2 separate regions of the Homo sapiens genome follow, and region 1 is linked to region 2. The links are chromatin loops, found by intact Hi-C in ENCODE. Cell type or tissue: CD14-positive monocyte. All regions are shown on one strand. Each heading gives the region's core, and the rest is flanking DNA. Links, peaks and the distances in the headings are about the cores only.

Evidence for each region. Hi-C counts contacts between places; a loop is a spot of excess contacts. Peaks named below come from ENCODE experiments on the same cell type or tissue, not always from the same donor. Only the 100,000 strongest peaks of a DNase experiment are listed, where the experiment ranks them.
Region 1: it touches region 2 in a loop (3-fold over the local background); 2 of 110 quality-filtered maps call a loop at or near these places.

The regions. Positions count from the first base shown.
Region 1 is chr1:153,850,130-153,858,129 of GRCh38, reverse strand. All of the region lies in intron 1 of GATAD2B (GATA zinc finger domain containing 2B), which reads left to right. It also overlaps the pseudogene LOC645965. Among named protein-coding and RNA genes, the nearest start is that of GATAD2B, 69 kb to the left of the region's middle. In CD14-positive monocyte, for the core only: no CTCF peak of the experiment used is centred there; a DNase peak (open chromatin) is centred at 3,639; H3K4me3 peaks cover 439 bases; H3K27ac peaks cover 3,062 bases.
Region 2 is chr1:153,793,840-153,809,301 of GRCh38, reverse strand. GATAD2B (GATA zinc finger domain containing 2B) reads left to right here. Exons shown (of 11, transcript NM_020699.4): 11 at 1-4,577. LOC124904425 (a long non-coding RNA gene) reads right to left here and starts at 7,781. Exons shown (of 4, transcript XR_007066633.1): 1 at 7,708-7,781; 2 at 7,478-7,585; 3 at 6,668-7,349; 4 at 6,215-6,579. LOC124904426 (a long non-coding RNA gene) reads right to left here. Exons shown (of 3, transcript XR_007066634.1): 3 at 14,108-14,154. It also overlaps the pseudogene LOC343052. In CD14-positive monocyte, for the core only: no CTCF peak of the experiment used is centred there; DNase peaks (open chromatin) are centred at 2,781, 3,761 and 5,641; H3K4me3 peaks cover 1,392 bases; H3K27ac peaks cover 4,137 bases.

The DNA of each region.
Region 1 (8,000 bases), core at 1-8,000, 49 kb before region 2:
GGGGGAAGAATTCAGAACTATCTAGTTTGAGACCTTGATCCTATTCTTGAAGTCAGCCACATTTTAACATTCTTGTTACTGGGCCTCTTCTCTATTTGAGAGCAATTGCATCTCCAGATTTCTCCAGTTACTATATTATCCTTGAATTCACTGTCAAATTATTTGTATTTCTTACAATACTAGGTAGGTGCTTCAAAACTGAATGATTTCAAAAGAATCTTCACTTGACCTCTTCAATGAGATGGAAGTTCTTATTGCTTCCAGCCTTCAGAAAGAAGGTCTTGTTGGATTATCTAATTCAGAGTTTTAAAAAACATTACGTAGGGGTAAACAGGTCTTGGACCTCTGGCTGATTGATGTCTCCTGTGGCAGAAGGCAAACTACAAAGGAGCTCTTCTTCACATGTAAGAATGGATGATGATTTCAGCGCTTCTTGATTATAAATATCTTAAGGACTCATGTTCCAGGACCATTCCAGAGACATCTCTCTCTCCTTTTTTACCTCCCACTTTCTAACTTGATAAGGGGACTATAGTGAATATAGTGACTAAGTTTTACATATTTTATCAATGTGAAAAGTTTATCAGGTGCCACTAATTTAATTAGTGCCTACAGTAGAAAAGGGCATCCGTTTTCTATGAAGGGACACTATATCAAAGGCAAGTTATAATTACACACACACACATTTGAGAGTCTCCCTCTGTCGCCCAGGCTAGAGTGCAGTGGCGCGATCTTGGCTCACTGCAACCTCCGCCTCCCGGGTTCAAGCGATTTTCCTGCCTCAGCCTCCCGAGTAGCTGGGACTCCAAGTGCGCACCACCACACCCAGCTAAATTTTGTATTTTTGGTGGAGACAGGGTTTCACTATGTTGGCCAGGCTGGTCTCAAACTCCTGACCTCAGGTGATCCGCCTGCCTTGGCCTCCTAAAGTGCTGGGCATTGCTGGTGTGAGCCACTGCGCCCGGCCAATTTATATATATATATATATATATGCATATGCATATGTATATTTAAGTTATGCTTTATAAGGAATTATAAAGCATACTGTTTATTCCTTTTTACATACAAAAGGAAGACATAGTAGTCCAGGTTTCTTATCTGATATGTTTTTTCCCCAAGGCAAATAGGGCTGTGATGATTAACATAATCATTTCAGTCTTCAGATGAAACCCTATCATCTGCATGCAAAAAGGAATTTAATCCCTTACAAGCCAACAAGTAACCATATCCATAGTATCTGGAGGGCTAGGCTACTTGCATTTCATACTGCTCAATTAAATGTCATGGACTGTCCATGTTCTGCCACATTACTTTCCAGTTCTGAGTGGTCAAGTTAAAGGCATTCTTTTTTCTTTCTTTCTTTTTTTTGGTTAGTTGGTTTATTTATTAGAGATGGGGGTCTCGCTATGTTGCCCAGATCTTGAACTCTTGGCCTCAAGTGATCCTTCCACCTCAGTTTCCCAAAGTGCTGGGATTACAGGTGTGTGCTACCGTGCTCAGTAGACATTTTTAGAAAAAGGAATCCATTGTGTTCAGCTTATTTGTTTTAATTTTTTTAATCTTAAAGTTTTAAATGTTTTTAGTTTTTAAATTTTAAATTGAAAATATTTAAGCATATAGAAAAATAGAGTAGTACGAGCAACAGCTGTGTAACTACCATCTTGTTCAGCAGTGAATATTTTGCCATATTTGCTTGGCACATACCAATATGCTGTTGATATATAGCATAAACATTTTTTCTAAACCACTTCAAAGTAAGTTTTAGACTTTCACCTCTAAATACTTAAGATTGCTGTGGTAGGCAAAATAATGCCCCTTCTCCCAAGATGTCTATACTCCAGCCCCCATAACCTGTGAATATGTTCCGTTTCATGGCAACAGAGAATTAAGATGGCAGATGGAATTAAGGTTGCTAATCAGTTGACCTTAAAATGTGGAAATTATTCTAGATTATCCAGGTGGGCCAATATAATCATAAGGGTCCTAAAGGAGGCAGAAGAGTGTCAAAGAGTTGGCAGTCAGAGGAGTAGGCCTGATACTTGAAGATGAGGAAAGTGGCCATGAACCCAGCAGAGTAGATTGTCTGTAGCAGGGAACAGCAGGACAATGGATTTTCCTCTAGAGACTCCAGAAGAAATGTAGGAGCTGACTGGGCACGGTGACTCATGCCTGTAATCCCAGCACTTTGGGAGGCCAAGGCGGATGAATCAGTTGAGGCCAGGAGTTCGAGACCAGCCTGGGCAACATGGCAAAAACCCATCTTTACAAAAAATACAAAAATTAGCTGGGCGTGGTGATGCGCACCTGTAGTCCCAGCTACTCCCAGTCCCAGAGGCTGAGGTGGGAGAATCGCTTGAGCTGCAGGAGGCAGAGGTTGCAGTGAGCCGAGATCATGCCACTGTACTCCAGCCCAGGTGACAGAGCCAGACCCTGTGTAAAAAAAAAATATATAAAATAAGTAGGAGCCATACTCATACCTTGAATTTAGCCTAATTAGACCCATTTTAGACTTAATGACTTTCTGAATGAAAGGTAATACAATTTGTATTGTGTTTAAGCCACTAAATTTGTGGTAATTTATTATAGCAGCCATAGAAAACTAATAGTAGGCTGGGCTCACGCCCGTAATCCCAGCACTTTGGGAGGGGGAAGGTGGGTGGATCACTAGAGGTCAGGAGTTTGAGACCTGCCTGGCCAACATAGGAAAACCCTGTCTCTACTAAAAATACAAAAATTAGCCGGGCGTGGGGACACCTGTCTGTAATCCCAGCTACTCGGGAGGCTGAGGTGAGAGAATCACTTGAGCCCAGGAGGCAGAAGTTACAGTGAGCTGAGATCTTGCACTCCAGTCTGGGCAACAGAGCAAGACTCTGTCTCAAAAACAACAACAACAAAAAAAAAAAACAAAAAGAAAGCTAATGCTACAGTTACGTTTCAAAAAAATACGGACAATCTCCTATTCAACCACAATACCATTATAACCAACAAGATTAATAATAATTCCCTAATATTATTTAATACTTAGTCCATTTGAAAATTTACCCAGTTCCCCATAGTATCTTTTGTAGCTGTGTTTAAACCAAGATTCAATCAAAGATTATACATTATATTTGATTATGTCTGTAAGTCTCTCTTAACCTAGAACAGTCTGTATCACCACCTCTTTTTTTTTATATCAACTTTTTTGAAGAGACCGTGCTCATTGATTTGAAATATGTTCCACATTGTAGATTTGTCAGATTGTTTCCATGTTAATTGTCTCAATGCCTGCAGTGAAAAGTTTGATCCCTACGGTAAGGTAACAGCAAGATTGTTCCATTGTTAAGATGTGTTTTTCCTTTTGCAATTAGTCGTCTGTGGAGTTATTTTGTTTATATGAACTGAACTAGTTCTTATGAAAATAAATGTTAAATTTCCAGACCAGCATATTTTATAATGGCAGTATAATAGACTATATAACCTAAAACACTTCTGCTATTTCATTACAAAACACCTAGTAATGCTGGATGAAATGTAACAACTATTTTTTAATTTTTAAACAAACTTTTAAAAATGTATAGCTAGTTGAGCCTGAAAGAATTAAGGAAAATTCTCAGGGACTGCAAATGAAAGAGGAACTGAAAATGAGCAGTATGCATGTTACTTAATGCTGTGGTATTTCTGGGTGCTTTGCCTAGTCTCAGTTACTGAAAGGCTTGGTTTTTGTTTGTTTGTTTGTTTGTTTTTTGAGACGGAGTCTTGCTCTGTCGCCCAGGCTGGAGTGCAGTGGCAAGATCTCGGCTCACTGCAAGCTCCACCTCCCGGGTTCACACCATTCTCCTCTCTCAGCCTCCCGAGTAGCTGGGACTACAGGTGCCCACCACCAAGCCCAGCTAATTTTTTTGTATTTTTAGTAGAGACGGGGTTTTACCATGTTAGCCAGGACGGTCTCGATCTCCTGACCTCACGATCCGCCCGTTTCAGCCTCCCAAAGTGCTGGGATTACAGGTGTGAGCCACCGTGCCTGGCCTAAAGGCTTCGTTTTAATGTCCATGAGCCTTAGGCCTGTATGGAACAGAGTTAGAAATGCAAATCTCTATATAAAGCAGGGAGCCTTGAAGGTTCATACTCAAGAGAAAGGAAGGGACCACAGAAAATTCCATCTACTAGTTTGAGGAAACAAGGAAACTTCTGTGTCTCAGCTTGGGCTCTGGCTGGGGGTAGATGGGAATGTCTCCTGAAAATTTATGTTTGGACTCAAGAATATACAATAAGGAAAGGATCAATAGGGCAAGGATAGTCCCTCCAACAAATGTTGTTGGGAAAAGTGGATATCCACAGCAAAATAATGAAATTATCTTGTACTGTACACAAAAATCAACCCAAAATGGATTAAAGAGTTAAACATAAGACCTGAAACTATAAAACTCATAAGAAGAAAACAGGGAAAAAGCATTATGACATTGGTCTTGGCAATGATTTCGTGGATATGACATCAAAAACACAGGCAACAAAAGCAAGTGGAACTGCATCAACCTAAAAAGCTTCTGCACAGCAAACAGCAGAATGGAAAGGCAATCTACAAAATGTGAGGAAATGTTTGTGAACCATATATTTGATAAGGGGTTAATCTCCAACATATGTAAGGAACTCATACAACTCAGTAGCAAAAAATATATGTATATTAAAAAATAGGCGCTTCACTGCCGTCCGTTGATTTATTTCTCCAGGAAGAAAAATGGCATCTGTTGCAGTTGATCCACAACTGAGTGTGATGACTCGGGTGGTCAACCTGCCCTTGATGAGCTCCACATATGACCCCATGTCCTCAGCCCATGTCAGTACAAAGGACCAGTGTCCTACTTGAAGTCTGTGTGTGAGATGGCAGGGAAGGGTGTGAAGACCATCACCTCGGTGGCCATGACCAGTGTGCTCTGCCCATCATCCAGAAGCTAGAGCTGCAAATTGCAGTTGCCAATATCCGTGTCTGTAAGGGGCTAGACAGGATTGAGGAGAGACTGCCTATTCTGAATCAGCCATCAACTCAGGTTGTTGCCAATGCCAAAGGTGCTGTGACTGGGGCAAAAGATGCTGTGACGACTACTGTGACTGGGGCCAAGGATTCATCACAGGGTTGATGGACAAGACCAAAGGGGTAGTGACTGGCACTGTGGAGAAGACCCAAGTCTGTGTCAGTGGCAGCATTAACACAAGCTTAGGAAGTCAGATAATGCAGCTCATGAGCAGTGGCTTGGAACATGCGCTCACCAAATCAGAGCTCTTGGTAGGACAGTACCTCCCTCTCACTGGGGAAGAACTAGAAAAAGAAGCAAAAAAAGTTGAAGGATATGATATGGTTCAGAAGCCAAGTTGTTATGTTAGACTGGGATCCCTGTCTACCAAGCTTCACTCCCTGTCTACCAAGCTTCACTTCGTATGAGCAGGCTCTCAGCAGGGTTAAAGAAGCTAAGCAAAAAAGCCAAGAGACCATTTCTCAGCTCCGTTCTTCTGTTCACTTGATTGAATTTGCCAGGAAGAGTGTGCATAGTGCCAATCAGAAAATTCAGGATGCTCAGGATAAGCTCTAGCTCTCATGGGTGGAGTGGAAAAGGAATATTGGATACGATGATACTGATGAGTCCCACTGTGCAGAGCACATCGAGTCACGTACTCTTGCTATTGCCTGCAACCTGACTTAGCAGCTCCAGACCACATGCCACGGCCTTCTGTCCAACATCCATGATGACCACAGAACATCCAAGGTCAGGCCAAGCATATGAGGGTGATGGCAGGCGACATCTACTCAGTGTTCTGCAATGCTGCCTCCTTTGAGGAAGTGTCTGACAGCCTCCACTTCTAGCAAGGGGCAGCTGCAGAAAATGAAGGAATCTTTAGATGACTTGATGGATTTCTTGTTAACAACATGCCCCTCAACTGGCTGGTAGGTCCCTTTCACCCTCAACTGACTGAGTCTCAGAATGCTTAGGACCAAAGTGCAGAGATGGACAAGAGCAGCCAGGAGGCCCAGCGATCTGAGCACAAAACTCATTAAACTTGCCCCTGTCACCAGTGAATGATGCGGCCAGCCAGTTAACACCTTTCGTTATGTTGAAATTAACCCTGCTAGGCAACCCTAAATTGGGAAGCAAGTAGCTAGTAAAAAGGCCCTCAATTATAGTTATTTCCAGCTGGATTAAGAGCTTTAAAGTTTCTGGCTTTAGCAGATGATTTCTGTTCACCTGGTAAGAAAAGAATGCTAGGCTTGTTAGAGCCTAGCCAGAACTCACAAAAAATTCAAGTGCACTTATGTTCTCATTCTGTGGCCATTGTGTTACCCTCTGTTACTGTTTGTGTTGAATAAAAACATCTTCATGCGGGCTGGGGTAGAAACTGGTGTCTGCTCTGGTATGATCTGAGCAGGCCTCTTTACTGATTTATCTCATGATGATTGCTTGTACAACTTGATTTTAGTTTTTTATTTCTCAAATAGGAATACTACCTTTGAATTCAATATAATTCACTGTAAGATTAAAAAAAAAATGGACAAAGGACCTGAATAGACATTCTCCAAAGAAGACATAAAAGTGGCCAAGTATATGAAAAATTGCTCAACATTGCTAATCATCAGAGAAGTACACATCAAAACCACAATGAAATATCATCACTTCACACCTGTCAATGTCAAGATGGCTATTTTTTTTAAGTGGCAAGGGAGTGAAGAAATTGGAACCCTTGCACACTGTTGGTGGGAATGCAAAATGGTACAAGCGGCCACTATGGAAAACAGTATGGAGGTTCCTTGACATATTAAATATAGAACTACCAGATGGTCTAGCAATCATGCTTCTAGATATTTATCCAAAATAAAATCAGGATCCCAAAGAGTGACAACATGGATGAAGCTTGAGGACATTATGCTAAGGGAAATAATACAGTCACAGAAAGATAAATAACTATGTGAGTCTACTTATGTGAGGTATCTAGTCAGATTCATAGGTTGACAGAGTCAAATGGTGGTTGCCAAAGGCTGAGGGGGAGGAGAAATTGGGGAGTTGCTAAACAATGTATGTAAAATTAATGTCAAACGGGAAAAAGCTCTAGAGATCTGCCATACAACACTGTACCTATAGTCAACATTAATGTATTGTACACTTGAAAATTTGTTAAGAGGGTAGATCTTGTGTTAAGTGTTTTTACCACAATAAAACAAAAAAAAACTTTTTTTTTTTTGAGGTGGAGTCTTGCTCTGTCACCCAGGCTGTAGTGTAGTGGCGCGTTCCCGGCTCACTGCAACCTCCGCCTCCTAGGTTCAAGCGATTCTCCTGCCGCAGCCTCCTGAGTAGCTGAGATTATAGGCGCACACCACCACGCCTGGCTAATTTTTGTTTATTTAGTAGAGACGAAGTTTCACTATGTTGGCCAGGCTGGTCTCAAACTCCTTCACCTCAAGCAATCCGCCTGCGTAGGCCTCCCAAAGTGCTGGGATTACAGGTGTGAGCCACCGCACCTGGCCAACAAACAATTTTTTAAAAATTAAGTATGGGCTTATTAGGCTGAGCGCAGTGGCTCACACCTGTAATCCCAGCATTTTGGGAGGCTGATGTGGGCGGATCACTTGAGGTCAGGAGTTCGAGACCACCCTCGCCAACATAGTGATACCTGGTCTCTACTGAAAATACAAAAATTAGCTGGGTATGGTGGCGGATGCCTGTAATCCCAGCTACTCAGGAGGCTGAGGCAGGAGGATCACTTGAACCCGGGAGGTGAAGGCTGCAGTGAGCCAAGTTTGTGCCACTGCATTGCAGCCTGGGCAACAGAGTGAGACTCTGTCCTAAAAAGGAAAAATAATTAAGTATGGGCTTATTTGTGTGGGTTTAAATTATTATCACCAGCTTGGTCTGAGATCCCCAAACTGGGAAATGAATATAAAAAAATTATTCAGGACCCTGTATAATACCCTTGGGGTAACCAGCGGAAGCATATGTAAAGCTACTCTGGAGGAACAGATCCACAGTTTAAGC
Region 2 (15,462 bases), core at 1-8,000:
GAACACGGAAGTCTATTCCAGGCCAACCAGCCCAAAATTATTTCATCTTGTATTCTTTGTAAAATTCTCCCTCACCCCACCCTGCTTTTAAAAATTCTAATCTATCCCCTCTAACCATAGCCCCATCTATAATACAGAGGAACGGCTGTTCCAAGGCTGTTTGCTGGGTGTCCCACAAGTTGGGTGGACATAAATGAGTCAAGTGACAACAGGAGGAAATAGACTTAGACGAAAGAAAGGATTTCTCTTCCAACAGTTGAGATTCGCATATTTGCCTATTCTTTCACCCTCTGAGTGCCAGGAGATGAGAGGCTGGGGGTACACAATCAGGTTGGAGTCCTGTCCTTACTCTGCTGCACCAGCTGCAGAACCAACTGCTCAAAGCCAAACAGCTCATGGCAAAACCAGCTTAGGACCTCTGCTGTACAAATAGTTGCTTCCCACTGCCCCCCGCCCGCCCCCAGAATGATATTAATTTTGCCTTTTTTTTTTTTTTTTTTTTAAGCGCTACTAATGTAGAGAATGAATTGAATTGTGCAATGTTGCTGTTCTGGGGACTGGGGAGATTAGCATCCCATTTGCCCACACTGTGGGAAGACGGAGTGGACCAGGCTGTTTTTGAAGTAAGGGAAGCCCCTTAAAGGTACGGGTTTCTGCTCTTCTCATAGTGTACACCCACCTGCCTCTCTGGCTCCAGAAGCTGCCAGAGTGCACTGGGGGGAATGTTCTCAGCAGAGAAGAATGAGGAGAAGTTTAATATTTTGCCCTTGAAAGTCACCTGAGGAAGTTTCCCCACTTTTATTTTTTAAAATTAAGTAATTTTTTAAAGAAGGCACTTTTAAAATTAACACACACATGAACTGCACACCTTCCCCATAAAATTTGGAGGTGGGGTGGGAGAAAGAGCTAAAATCAGGCTCAGTTCCCCTACTCTGGCCTCTACTCCCCACACCCCAGTGCCACTGTGGGTGACTATACTGGCCCTACGGGCCTTCCTGGCTTTTTTCTTTCCTCCCTTACCCCAAATTCATTGAGCACTTAAAGGAGCAGAGATGCAGCCAGTGTCTGGGCTCCCCCAGTGGTGAAATGATCTGGAAGCTAGATGCTAGTAACAGGTAGTGATTGGGTTTTTTGAGTATTTTTCCGGGGAATGTGGTACCCCTGACTGTAAGTGGTGGGAGAGGGAGGGGGGTTAATGGAACTGGGTCTGGGATTATTTTAAAATTATATATATATATATAAAGATATATTCTTACATCTTTTCTTTGCCCTCTGTGCTTTGAAAGCACTGGATAAATTGTTTGGTTTTGCTTTTCTCTCTTCCACAAAATTGGAAGCTTTTTTTAAAAATGTTTTCCCCACAAGTCATCTTGCCTTGTGGCATGTCTGTCTAGCCTCTTCCTCCCTCCCTCATGATGAAGTGCCATTTCTGTTACGTCTCCCTCTCCCCAAGCTCAGAGGTGCTCAGAGGTACGAGATGCCCAAGTTTGTCAGTTGAGATTAAAAGTAAGGAACAGAGAATGTGCAATACCGTCTGGCTGGGGGCTGTCCCTGCCCTGCCCTGAGCTGAGTCCTTTCCCTGGGAGCCAGGCCACCTTAGAATGGGGTTTGGAAGTAAGATGTATAGAGTTGGGGAATCATGGAGAAGGAAAGCCTATAGTCGAGTGCCTGCTTAGGTGCTGAGGTCACAGGGGAGATGGTGGAATCTTCCCTGTTTTTATCCCCTCAGGGTCAGTTACATAGAAGCTGCTTCTTGACTAGTATAGCTCGGTGACCCTTTGTTCAACCGCTGAGGTTTGATTTCTTACCCTTTCTTCTCCCCATTTTCATACTCTTCCCAGGGATTAGTGATGGAGGTGAGGTCTCCCTAATCATGGTAAAGTGTTAACCTTCCACCTCCTCCCTTCCCTCCTCCTTCCTCATCCTTCTGTCTTCCTCAATTCTCCGTCTCTTTTTTTTCATCACTGATTGCCTTGTGTCCCTCCAAGTCTACTTGTTACTATCCATCTCCAGGCTCTGGGCCGTGTAGACACTAAACCTCATGCCCTAAGGACAGGAGGAAAGACCCTCTGTTTGGAGCATTATTAGTAGAGTGAGGATCCCACCAGTTCTGCCTGGCTTCCTCCATCCCCAGAGGCACTAAAAGCAGTATTTTAAGGTTGGTGTCTTACTCCCTGGAAGCCTGAAATGGGTGGAATAGCGGTAAGGCTTGAGTAAAACTAGGGGACAGAGGTTCTTATTTGTCGATTTTATTTTATAATTTGACCACAGCATCTGAACTCCCTCTCTCCCTGGAATAAGTATTTTTCCCACATTTTTGGATATATGTATGGTAGACAATTTTTTTTTAAGACACAGAGATAAATGTTTTCCTGCTTTGGTTACCTTTCCTTTCCCCTTTAAAAGGAATTAGCTATAGAACTGCTTTGTAAAGATGCTTCTTGATATTTTACTTTTGTTCCTTTTCCCTAATCATTCCCTTTTCTCCCCACTCCTCCAGAAGGCATAACCCTTCTCTCCACACCCCCTACCCCCACCCCCGTCCTAGGCTCCCATCCTTTCCATCAAGACCTTCATTAGCTTATGATATTTGCTGCCGAGATGTTATAACAAGGACTCGTTCATGTATATAAGCTATTTCTTGATCCATTTAAAAGGAATTGTACATTGTGTAGAAAAAAAAAAAAACCTGAAAAAGAGAAAAAAAAGCCCTAGCCATGGATATTGTGAAACTGTGTTATGTCATTTTGTAATGTGCCCGTTTGTGTATGATCCGTGCAAAAGGGTTTCTGGGGAAGGGGAGGGGGTAGGGAGGCAGGGCTGTGGAGGGTGGGTAGGGGAGTGGGCCGGGCCCAGCACACTGAGACTGGCAGCTGCTCCAACCCCATCCCTCCTTAGAGATGCCACCTCCCCCACCACCCACCCCTAATTTGTGCCTTGCCTCCCCACCCTGGAGTAGTCCCTCCGGGTCACCAGCACTGCCTTGGCAGAGCCCACTCCCTACCCTAACCTGCCCACCCTCCCTATCCCCCAGCATTAGGTTGATACTGTGGGGAAGTGCTGGGGGCTGGGAGGTAGCCGAGGAATGGGGCAGTTCCCGGGGGCATCGAAACCAAGTATTATTATGAATTGTAATTGTATTTGCACTGTTTTTTTCCTCTGATTGCATCAGCATATATACAATATACCTATATAACAAAATTCAGTGTCAAGCTTTCTTATGCAAGGGATTTCCCCCACCCCACCTCCTCAAAAAAGAAAGAACCTAGTCTTATGGGCCTTTGAGGGTGGATTGTCAGGGGATGATAGAAAGGATTTTAATAAGTCATCCTGAGGAAATTTCACCTAGTGAGAGCCACATCCATCTGCACAGCCTTAGGCTGCGTGAACCGAGGTGAGGCTGAGCTCCTGTGAAAGCCAAGACCTCCTGGTCCAGGACTTTGTAGAGTAAAAAGAACCACCAACACAAAAGGGGTTGAGGGGGCTACAATCTGGAGACCTGGGGTCTCCTACTAACTTGCTATATGATCTTTGGTAGAGTTAATTTTCTGAGTATCAATTTTCTTATCTGTGAAGTGAAGAGGGGGATCATCTGGCCACCAAGTTTAAAATTCTATACTTCTCACCTGCCAAAACCAAAAAACAACTTGAGGTGAGGAAAGTGTTGGGCCCAGAAACCAGGGAGGAACTGAAAGTGACTCGCGTTGAAGTGGTTATGTGTATGACAATGCTCTTGGAGAACTGCCAGTCCTCTATGGTTACCCTTGATTTGGGAGAGGCAGCAGAGTCATGTCCAGGGCATCAGACCAGTGACATCTTTGCCTTTATGCCTCTAGTCATCTGAGGGCGGGGACTAGGCCTCAAGCCCCATCTCACAGCCAACCACAGAGCCCTTAAGGGTGGTTGACAATTGAATGCCCCAGGTTGGTGCTTTAGTTATTTACTCCCTTTGTGAGCTACAGGATGTGTAACTTTTCCCCCATCTTGGTGATAAAATAGGAGAGCGCAGACACAGCCCACATTTTGTCTCCTTTCCTCAGATTTCATCTGAACCCCGCTAAAGGCAGCTGTTTCACAGTCTGTCTCCTTCAGGGGCCCAATTTCCCCACAGCCTGGGCTGAGTACTCCTACTCTCTTCTTTAGGTTCTGGGCTGATAAAGCCTGGAGAGGGTACAGGGTGATGGGTGAAGCCCTGGTGAAGGTGAAAGGATAGATTGGGGTTGGGGGGTGGGGAGCAGGGAGGTGGGATGGGGAATGGCCTTCCCTGAATAGGGTGGGTGGGAGGGGAACAAGACCCTTTTGCACAACTCTCTTTAAGTTTCCTTTATTTCTTTTTTAACTCATTCTGATTTTCTGCATTGTGTTTGGGAAATAAAATGAAAAAACTAAGACCAATAGAAACTGGTTTTCAAAAAGGCAAATACACTCCCATCTGTTTCAGATGCTGCTGAGCATTTCAGCAGTGACAGATTCAAATAATAAGCTAATTTTTGGAGAAAGGATTAAAAGAAAAAAAAACTTTGTAATATTTATCACTTGCAAGCTATGTTTAATAAAGAAAGGAATGGTTTCTAAAACTTTCCTGTGGCTTGTGCTTTAGTTATGGGGCTGGGGGTGGCAGTTTGGCGGGAGAATTTTCAGGGTAATTGGGAGATGAGCTATGGCTGTCTTCCCTAGTCAGTCCAGCCACGGACTGAGTACCTTTGGTTTGTATCCTTCTCTTTGATTGTGATGATTGTTTAAAGCCCTGACCTACTTCTGTGTTCTTGTTCCCCTCCAGCTCTAGCTGGAGCCAGTATTCTGGAAGCCACCAACCCCACTTTAGTTATCTGATGACTTTAGGTCTAATGGTATCATGGGGAGGGGGCTGGGTCTCCATTCTCTCCTAGGGAAAGGTGTCCCCTAGCAGTGCTTGGCCCTTCCCACCACACTGCTCTGGTCTCTAGTGACAGAATCCTTTAGCCAGGCACAGTGCTGCATGCCTATAGCTACTCAGGAGGCTAAGGTGGGAGGATCACTTGAGCCAGGAGATCAGCCTGGGCAATGTAGTGAGACCCCATCTCTATAAAAGAAAATAAATAATCTTTTGTAACATGCTTGTTCCTCTAGACGGTTGCCTTATTTACCAGCAGGGGTTCACATTGCTGTTTTCTAGTAAACTACCGAATATAGTTCTTTAACAATCTGAATGCAGCATCCCCTGAAAGATCTGGAACTACACTTTCTCACCATCTCATCACTCCCCTCCCCCAAGTTTTCCTTTCAGCCCAAAGCATTAACCAGATCCTAATTTATTTTTTCCGTTTTGGTTATTTATTTCCAACAAAGCAGTTAGACCAGGCCCAACCAGAGAAGAGGATGTCATTTCCTCAAGGACTTGATGTTTGGGGCTATTCTTAGCCCTCTTGCTCCTCAGCCACGTTTTTTAGTTACAGCTGCTGCTGTGCCTTGTGCAGAGGGCACTATTGTGGAGGGCCAGAGCCCAGCCTTTCTGGAGTCTTGTCATTGGTACTAGCATTACTCTATAAGAGCACAGGAGACAGTTTTGGGGTCCTCTAAGCCATGGGCTTTCCTTCCCCCAAGACCCTTCCCTTTTTGGCACAATACTGGGCAGCCTTGGAGAGAGAGTGATTGAGGAAGTGGCTGGGGCTTTGGCTTTAGAGCATGGCAGAGCTGGATAAGGAGGGACTGTGGTGCTCTGGATGCCAATAGGCTGGTAGAGGGAGAAGTGGGAAAGAGGTGCTCTTCAGACCCCAAGAGTTGAGGGAGGGGAGATGGGGAGTGCTCCCCAGCCTCTGTGCTCATTCTACAGGCGATTCAAGACTGCCAAAACCCTGACTCAAACTAATCTCTTTCAAAAATAAAAATCAAATGGGTAAGGAGGACCCCCTGCGGAGGAGCCAGTGCTTTGGATCTGGGAAGGGGGAAATGGGTATTTGGTTGCTCAGAGAAGCTCATATGAGCTCAGATATTTAAGAGTCATGTTGTAGGGAGAAGGGGGGCAAGAAACTCTGCACCCCCTTTGCCCACCTGCTCACTCGGACCACAAGGAATGCAGGTCGCCTGTCCCTGGGCAGAGCTCAGCTTGGGCACGAGGAGACAGAGACAGATTTTAGACTGGAGGGCTTCAGGTTGTGAGATGGAGGTGATGACAGAGCCTCTTCCCCTGCCGCCATTTTGTGGGGAACCCTTAAAGCTAGGTGTCTTTGGGCAGGTTCATATTTGGATCAAGAAGAGGTGAATATACTGGATGGGGTTATGAGGCAGGAGTAACTGGGTTGGGGGTAACTCCCAGCTGGGCTTGGTTTAGTTTGAGGTTATTTGGTGTGTTGGGGGAAGGGATGCAGATTCTCCCATTTCTTGAGGTCTGGGAGGAACAGAGAAACCACACCCTCTTCTCTCCCACTATGGCCAGTCCTGCCCCTCCCCGGAGAGGAGCTGAGGGACTTTTGGTTCTTTCCTGACTCTGGGGTGACAGGGACAGGTGAGGTAGATTCTTTGGTGTATCTGGAGTTAGTGGCATCTCGGAGGGAGCCAACTTGGAGGGCCCTAGGCCAAGGCCAGCTGTTCCACAGTCACCTGAGGGTGAAGGAGGTCAGGCCTCTGGACCAAGGCCTCAAACACTCCAGTTTCCCCCACTCATTCCCCATCACTGAATCCGCCTCACCTGGGTGGTGAGTTCAGTCTTCTCCCCCAGCTTCCCTCCACTCTGAGTCTGGCCTTGATGGCCCCCAGTTCTGTCCGAGGCAGTCCGAGGCACTGCCCAGCATTCCTGGGACTCCTGTTTGCAGAGGAGGCTGCCCGGGTAGGAAGGGTCAGCAGTGTGGTCTGTCTGGTGCCTCCCTCTGCCTCGCATGGCTCCCAACCCCTCCTCCTGCTCCATGCTCCCCAGAGATGGAGAGGGTGGACCCCTCTTCATGCTGCTGGATGGCAGGGAACTGGCTCTAGCTCATTTCTGCTGCCCTTGTTCTTTGCTTTGGGAGCCCCAGTTCTCTCTTCCCGGCTCATGGCAGGCCTTCTCCTGCCCCTGGTACCACACAGCTCTGAAAAGAATTGGCTTCCTCTCTCTGCCTGAGTCTCCTCATTGGTAAAATTGATTGGTTGTAGATTGGGGCTTTTTTGCTCTCTTTGGCCCTGTGCCACAGTGATGCAGACTGTCTCCCTGGCAGATTTCCCACATTAGCCCTTACCTGGCCCTTAGCTATGTCTCCAGCCCAGGAAGAGGCAGAGGAGGCAAATGATGAGGGCAGCCAGGCCCACGTGGATGCCCACCACAACCCCAGGCAGTGGGCTGCTCTCACCCTGGCTGCAAGAGCACCCAGTCTTGGACTCTGTGGACACTGTGCCATCTGTCAGAGAGAGGACCAGGGTTGGAGGTGAAGCCCAGCCCTCTTCCTGAAGACTGGCAGCCATGGGTCCTATCAGAGGGGCCTGCTCTGACCCCAGCCCTACTACCCTCCTACCAGACCCCACTTACCAGGAGTGGCCAGGGGCACATCACACAATGAGACACAGCGGGCACTGCTATTTCCATCCCCATTGCCATTGAACGCCTGCAGCTTGATGTCATAGAGAGCAGCCGGTTCTGCCGGGAGCAGGGGAATGTGAAGGGGACGGGCATTTCTGGGCCAGGAAGCTCAGTACCTGGGGCAAGATCACACTGAGAAAGGCAGGCCTTGAGTGGCACAGGAAGGTTCAGAGCCTCACCCAGGTCTGTGTAGAGGAAGGAGCTGACACTGCTGGCCAGGAGCAGAGGCCCCTGAAAATGGGCAGCAGGCAGCTTGCGGTGAAAGTTTGAAGCCTTGGATGGGCCCCAGCTGGGGTGGCAGCTCCCAGGAGGCCTGCACAGAGGTGGCATTCAGCACTTTGGTGGAGAAGCCCAGGGCAGCAGGGGCTGCAGAGGAAAACAAGCAAACTAGTTGGCAGTCCCTGCCCACCTGAGGCCAGGGACTTCCCAGGGCTGGAGAGGCTGTCACTCACTGCTGCCCATGGTGGAGGCAAAGATGGGAGCAGAGTCCTGACTGGCACCCTCTGCTGAGTAGGCCCGCAAATGGATGGTGTAGGCTGTGGCAGGCTCCAGGTTGGAGAAGACGTGCTCAGAAGTGCCTTTGCTTATGGCCTCTTGGAGCTCCGGGCCAGATGGCTCTGAGGAGCAAAGCAGCATCTTCTCACTAGCCACGTCCCCACACCTTCACAAACTGGGGACGAAGCCCCTCTTGGTGCCTGGCTGGGCCAGCCAAGCCTCCAAGGAGAGCAGGGAAGGGAGCTACAGAAGTTGGAGCTAAGCTGAGAAAGGATGAGGATGAGGATGAGGAAAGGGCCTAGAGTCAAGCTGAAAAGCAGTAAGGAAGCACCAAAAGACCATGTACAGAGGCAGCCAGCCCAGAGAACCACAGGCCCAGAGGCCTGGGAAGAATCCAGAAGGGTCTGGGGTCATGGAGGAGACTGGGGCTCAGAGAGTGAGAGGGACTCACCCAGGACATCAGCAGTCAGGAGCAGAGATGGGCTGGTGCCAGGGACTCCTGGCCCCTGGCCCTGCTCTGAGGTCAAAGCCCTCTCCACCCACCCACACCCACCTCCCACAGGCCGGAGGTGCAGCACGTAGCCAATGATGTCCCTGCTGGAGGGGGGGGTGGCTCCCAGGACACTCGAATGGCAGAAGTAGAGAGAGCCATGGCATGCAGGCCCCTGGGGACGGGGTGGCTCTGGGCCCCCTGTCACAACCAGGCGGGCACTGGCCTGGTTGGAGCCCGTGCTGTTCTCTGCCACGCATTGATAGATGGCCTCATCCTCAACTGAAACCCCTGCCAGCATCAGCGTACTAGAGAAAGACAAACTCAGCTACTGGGAGCCCTTTCCCACCAAGACTTAGTGGAGTGGCCCTAGAGGAGGAGGCTGTGTGGGGACATTACCTGTAATGGAGCAGTCAGGGCAGAGCCTCCTGGGGGAGGGGGGAATTGCTGGAAGTAGAAGGTAACTTGCTGGGGGTTTGTGGATGGGTGTGGATTTTTGAGATTTAGGTAGTGAGTGTTGCATGTAGGTGGGGGTGGACGCCCAGGGTGGGTAGGGGGACCTACCATTGCCAGTGGGCAGTGGGGAGTGGTGAGACACGAGTACCTATTGTTGTGAGTCAGCCTGATGTTATTCCCAGGACTCAACACCTTCCCATTCTTCAGCCAGACCAGACGGGACTCAGGGACGCCCTGGGCCACGCAGGTGAAGATGGCACTGCTGCCCGGAGGCTTGGACAAGGACTGTGGCCACTGGACAAACTCGGGGAGCTGGGCAGGCAATAGCATGGAGGAAGGTGCCGTGAGACCCAGCCTCTTGCCTCCTGCCCTGGACCCTCTCCAGATCCAGGCTCCTGTCAGGGAGCTGGGGTGCTCCAGCACTCTCCCCACCCAGTTGGGCCCTTGGGGCTCACCCTGCACGAGCAGGACGCCCTGCGCTGTGCGCCGGACATGGGTGCCTGGCCGATTGGCGGCGCAGACATAGACACCTGAGTGCTGGACTGAGACGTCGGAGATCATGAGATTCCCTGTGTCCAGAATGTCCAGAACTTGGATGCCCTCTACGCCGATGGAGCGGCCATCTGCAAGAAGGCGTTGGGGGGTCAGGCTGGGATAGGACGAGGGAACAGGGCTCTGAGAGACAGCAAGGGGGTGGGGGGCGGCTGCGCACCCAGGCGGCTCCAGGAGACAAGCGGCCAAGGGTGACTGGTGGCAATGCACTCCAGCACTGCCGTCTGGTGCACTGTGAGGGTCAGGTTCTGAGGCCCAGACAGGATCTCTGGCTCCTGCAGCAGCCTCAGGGGTCCCACTGTGTGGTGGAAACAAGCAAATTGGATCAGGAAAGGAGAACCTCCTTCCAATACTCAACTTCTACTCCAAGCACACTCTTCCAGCCCACAAATGTCACCAGACCTCAGAGGTGTGCTTTGCAGCTGCTATTCCATCCCCAATTTACAGATTTTAAAAATGACCTGCCCAAAGTCCCATGGAAGTAGCTATCAGGCTGAAGGTCTGGTAGACTGGGGGTGCGGAGAGAGAGGAGAGAGCATTCTCCTCCTACAAACCCTGTGGGTGGCCCCACCTTCCCTGGGCGCCTCACCCTGAGGGGCAGGTAGAGGCACCCACAAAGTTAGTAGGAGGCGCTCCCTCAGAAAGCATGACCAGCCTCCTAAGACCTCAGCCTGCTTAGCTGCTTAGGAAGGATGTGTTTTCCCAAAGTAACTCTTGTTTTGGGTCTAAATCACATCTTCATTTTATGCCATGCTCCCCCGTTTCATTAGTTTATTCAACAGGTCATCACTGGGGGCTCCCATGTGCCAGGCAGCACCCTCACACTGGGAGCACAGTTGTGAACAACATCGTGTGAAACAGAGCTCTGCCTTCCCATAGGCCATCATCCTCATTTTCTTTACCACCTTGTATCATGTGAGAACTTAACGTGTCTTTCCTTTCATAAATGCCCTTTATTAAGAATGTCTCAGATAAAATGTTTCTAAAATGAAAGTTTCTCAAGGGCTGGTCTAAAGTCTTACACATCTTTATCCCTCAAGGTGTAGGATTGTGTTTTGTTCATTCACTTATTCAGCAACTATAGATTGAAGGCCTACTTTGGGCCCAGCCCTTCTCCATTTGCCTCTTGCAAGCTGCAGTACAGGCTGTGGGCTGCCCTGGAATCTCCTGGCCTCATTCAAAGAGGCTGTGTCCTGCCTGGCCAGACAGTTCAGTGAGGGGAGGCTGGGCCACCCGGGCCGACCCCTTCCCCATGCCAGACATTGGCTGCGAGCCCCACAGATTGTCCCATTTTGCCCTCACCACAGCCTGTGTGCGGAGTACTGTTATTTCCCCCATTTACATGAGAAGATCAAGGATCAGAGAGGTTAAGTAACTTGCCCAATGACAGAGGCACTGGCAGAACTGGGGGACTTCCTGGATCTTGGTAGCACTGAACAGCTGACAAAGAGGATCCCCTCTTTAGCCGCTGTGAGCTCCTTGAAGTCTGGGAAATTCTGTCTCACCCTGGTGCACGCCCAGGGTAAGTGCCTGTCCAGGTGTGTGCAGTTGAGTGCATTAGGGGTGAATGGCTTGGGGCCTTGGTCCCCAGCTCCTGCCCCTGGGGAAGACTACTCTTGACACCAGCTCCTTTAGGCAACCCTTGAGCCTTCGGTTTCTGATTGGTCCTCTGCCCCCAACAGGCGCCTGCTCCTCCTGCTAACCTCCTGTCGCTCTCTGGCCATTCGTCTCCCTGCTCCGCGGGCAGCAGAATCCTATGTCTGCTCGATAGCCTTGAGAGACATAGCCTCCTGCCCTGCCCTCCTGCCCCAGACTGTGGATAGGAACGGAACACCACAGGCCAGAGGGACCTCATTGGGCTCCTCTGCTCCTGCAGAGGAGCCGCTGACCCCCACCCTCGCTTTGAGTTTCTAAGTCAGTTACAGATCAGAAACACAACCGTTCCCCCTTCCCCTGCCAGTCTTAAGTTTAAAAATTATATACCGGCCGGGCGCAGTGGCTCACGCCTGTAATCTCAGCACTTTGGGAGGCTGAGGCGGGCAGATCACGAGGTCGAAAGATGGAGACCATCCTAGCCAACATGGTGAAACCCCATCTCTACTAAAAATACAAAAATTAGCCGGGTGCGGTGGCGGGCGCCTGTAGTCCCAGCTACGCGGGAGGCTGAGGCAAGAGAATCGCTTGAACCCGGGAGGCGGAGGTTGCAGTGAGCCGAGATGGCGCCACCGCACTCCAGCCTGGCGACAGAGCGAGACCCCGTCTAAAAACAAAAAAATAGATATAGCCTTCGGTGAGATTTTGTCAGAGATGTTTTGAAAGTTCGCCCAGGTGCAGCAGTGGTGTCCCGTGGTACACTTGCTTATTTATACCCTGGAGCCCCCTAGTGGCTGATTCAGGCATGACTTTCCCTCACAAACACCTGCGGCATCTCTGGTTTAGGCAGGGTCTAACCTGCCTCTCCTGCTAGGCACCAGCTCCTCATAGGCTCTGCTGTGGCCTTCACTTTGGGCACAAAACTCTCCCACCCCATTTGGCCTGCAAGTGGGGTCATCCTGGGTGTTTCATCTCAGGTACAAAGCTATTTTCATCCTCACCCCAAGAAGGAGACGTGCAAGTGTCCATGCACACATGCACATGTACATGCAAGCACAGACACATACACGAACACATGCACATCTACACGCCATGTGTATGGGGGCCACGTGTTCAAAACACAGGCTGACTCAGCCCCAACGCTAGACCCTCCAGAGCTCCCACTACCCTCTGGATCAAGTCCAAACTCCTTTCATGGTATGTGCCTTGCCTACTCGCCAACATTAACTTTGCTACCCTGAATTCTGCCCATTCTGTGGTCCAGCAACACAGAACTGCCTGTGTGAACTTTGTTGTCCTCACCCTTGTGCATTTGTCCAAGGAAATGCCCCCGCCCTTACCTCCTGACCTTGGCTTGCCTCTCTCCACTCACCCTTCAACACCCGGCTTGGGGTAGCTTACTCCAGAAGCCCCTGACAATCCTTGCCCACAGCCCAACCCTGGGTTCCCGCAGCACCACCTTCTCTCTCAGGTTGTGAGCTCCAGGAAGCCAGGGATGGCTCAAGCCTGCTGCCCTCCCACACCTGGCACAGTCATAGGTGCTCAAAATGCCTGCCTGTCCCATGTACAACCACAGCAACCATACCCTCCCCTCTGCCCAGTGCCCACACTGGGCCTGGCTTACCACTCAGGGTCAGCTGGGCATCCTGGCTGTGGCGGGTACTGGCCACATTCCATGCCACGCAGCGGTAGGTTCCCATGTCAGTCTGGCTCACACTGGTGATGTGGAGGATGCCACTAGGCAGCAGTGTGACCCTGAGGATGCAGAGGTCAGGGCTCCATGGCCTGTGCCCTGGCCCACAGCCCACCGTCCCATTGCACTCCTGGCAGGTGCTCACCGGTGGTTGGCAGTATTCAGGGCTGTGCCATTGTGCTCCCAGGAAATGGATGGCTCAGGCACCCCCTGGATCAGGCACTGGAAGCGAGCAACTCCACCCCGCTCCACCTCAATGGATTCTGGATGTTGGTGGAAGCGGGACAGACCTAGAGGATGGGGGGGCCACTTGGGCACCTGCAGAGCTGGCCCTGGGCTATCCCCCCACAACCAAGTCCCAGGGCTGGGCCCCACCTCTGTGCCCACATCTGCCACATCCTCTTCAGTATAGAGCCCTGCAGCCTCATGTCTAGGACTTCTGTGGGCTATAAGCACTTTGCCTTCCTCCATTACAAAAATTTTAAATCATAGTTTACAATGGCATTGGAATATAGACAAGTATAATCCAGTCTGGACTCATTTTTACATATTTATTATTGTATTCATTTTTTTCTTCTGGTTTTGAAGAAGTTAAAACATTTTTGTGGGCCCCTAAAAGAATCAGAGGCTCTACCAGTGTGTACACTGTGTCTAATGGCTGGGCTGGCCCTGCTCAGGCCCACTCTCAGCGAGTCTGGGCCCCATGGGTGCCTTCTGTGGGTGCCCCACCAACTCTCATCCCCCAATCCCAGGAGCAGCCCTGTCACTTACTTGCCAGCTGTACCCGGGCCTGTCGGCTCACCAGCCGCCCGTAGCGGTTCTGGGCCACGCAGTGGTACTCGTGGGCACGGGAAGGGAGGCTCCGGCGGGAAGGCAGGGCGGCCAGGTGCAGGGAGCCATCTGGCATCAGGGTGACACCACTCTCATTGGCTAAGGCCAGCCTATCCCGCTGCCAGGAAATGGACACAGGCGGCTCACCCTCCACCTGGCAGGGCAGCACCAGTGGGTGCTCCCACACAGCCACTGTGTCCCCCAGCTCCTGCACGAAGGCCAGCTCGGAGCCTGCAGCACAGCCTGTAGGGACAGCCAGCACAGCCTGAACACGGCGGCCCCCTGAGGCCCACCCTTTGTCCACCACCTCCCCCATGGCTTTGATTCCCTCCCAGCCTTGGCGAGGGGCAAGGGACAGGACTTGACTTTAGGGAGACTTTGGGTCAGCAAAGGAGGAACAGGGAAGAGAGGGCAGGGCCTGGCCATCTGAGGAGCAGGGCGGGCCACTGTCCGGCTGGCGGGTGCGGTGTGGGCCTGGCGGGCCGGCTGTGATTGATGGCCTCTTTCAGCTGGGCCCTGGCAACGGGGAGGGGGCGGGGTGGGCACAATGGTGAGGTCAGGGGCTGAGGCGTGAGCATTGTGCTCCCCAGGGGACAATGGGATCGCCCCCTCCCTCCCCCACCGGCCCATCTGCCTGTCTGCCTGCAGGGTCAGCTTCCCAGGACTCCTGGCTCTCCCCCTTCCCCCTCCCGCCACCAGGACCCTGGCCTCTGAATAGGGAAGGAACACACTTACACTCACACACACTCATTCACGGACACACACACACTTGGATTAAAAATCACAACCTCACTGGCCACCAGGTCTTCTAGACACAGACAGATTCCATCCCAGATGCACACTCAAGGAGGCCCCAAACACAGGTCACACATAGATGTCCCTACAGACTCAAAGTCACAAATACATAAGCACAGGGCCACAGACACTAACAGCACAGGCCCAGAAATGCATGAGCAGAGCTGTGAACCCACAGCCTCCCTTCCCACACACCCCCATAAATACAATAACTCAGCCTGTAAGGCTGAGCCAGGACCCCCAGCAGATGGGGTGGATAGGCGGGCAGACAGAGCCTCCGAGGGGCACATGGGCAGGGGGCTCAGCCAGCCTTGGTTGGCTCAGGGACATCTGTGGGTAAGCCTCTGGGGCCCTGCCTCTGCATGCCCCGCAGTCTGCTCAGCCACTTGCCTCACGTGGCCCCCAGGTCCCCTTCTAGCCACTGTGCCCCAAAGCCTGGGCTCCTAGAGCACCCCCCACAGCTCTCCCGCAGCCCTGCCTGCCCCTCCTGCTCACCCCTCTCCTCTGCTGTCCTCAGGGTTTCTCCATCTCCACTCCGGCCACCTCCATCCCTCTGCTTCCCCAACCTTGCCCCGCAACTCTCCCACCCCTATGCCTGCCTCTTTTTCTTCCCCGTCCCTCTGCCCTGGCTTTCCCTATGGCCCCCATGGCTCAGCCTCTTACCCCAGCCTGGGAGCAGCAGCAGCAGCAGCCCCATGTCCCTGCCAGGCACGGCCCCTCAGCCTGGGCAACTTCTCCAGCAGCCCCAGTCTCCTGCCTTCAGCCTGGGGGCCCTTGGGCTGTGGGCATTCTCCACCCCGCACTTTGGCGCACAATGTGGGGGCCCTGGTCTTGCTTTGGGGAGCCCAGGTTCTGGGGTGCCAAGCTCTGGGGTCGAGACTGAAGGCTACTGTCCTTGCCTTCGTGTTCCTGGAGCTGGGTCTCTCTCTGCTTTCAGCCTGAGCCCCCTCCCCACTCCTATCCCCACTGTCCCCTCCTCCCAGGGCCAGGACCCAGACACCGAGACAATTGGGGCGGGGAAAGGGGGCG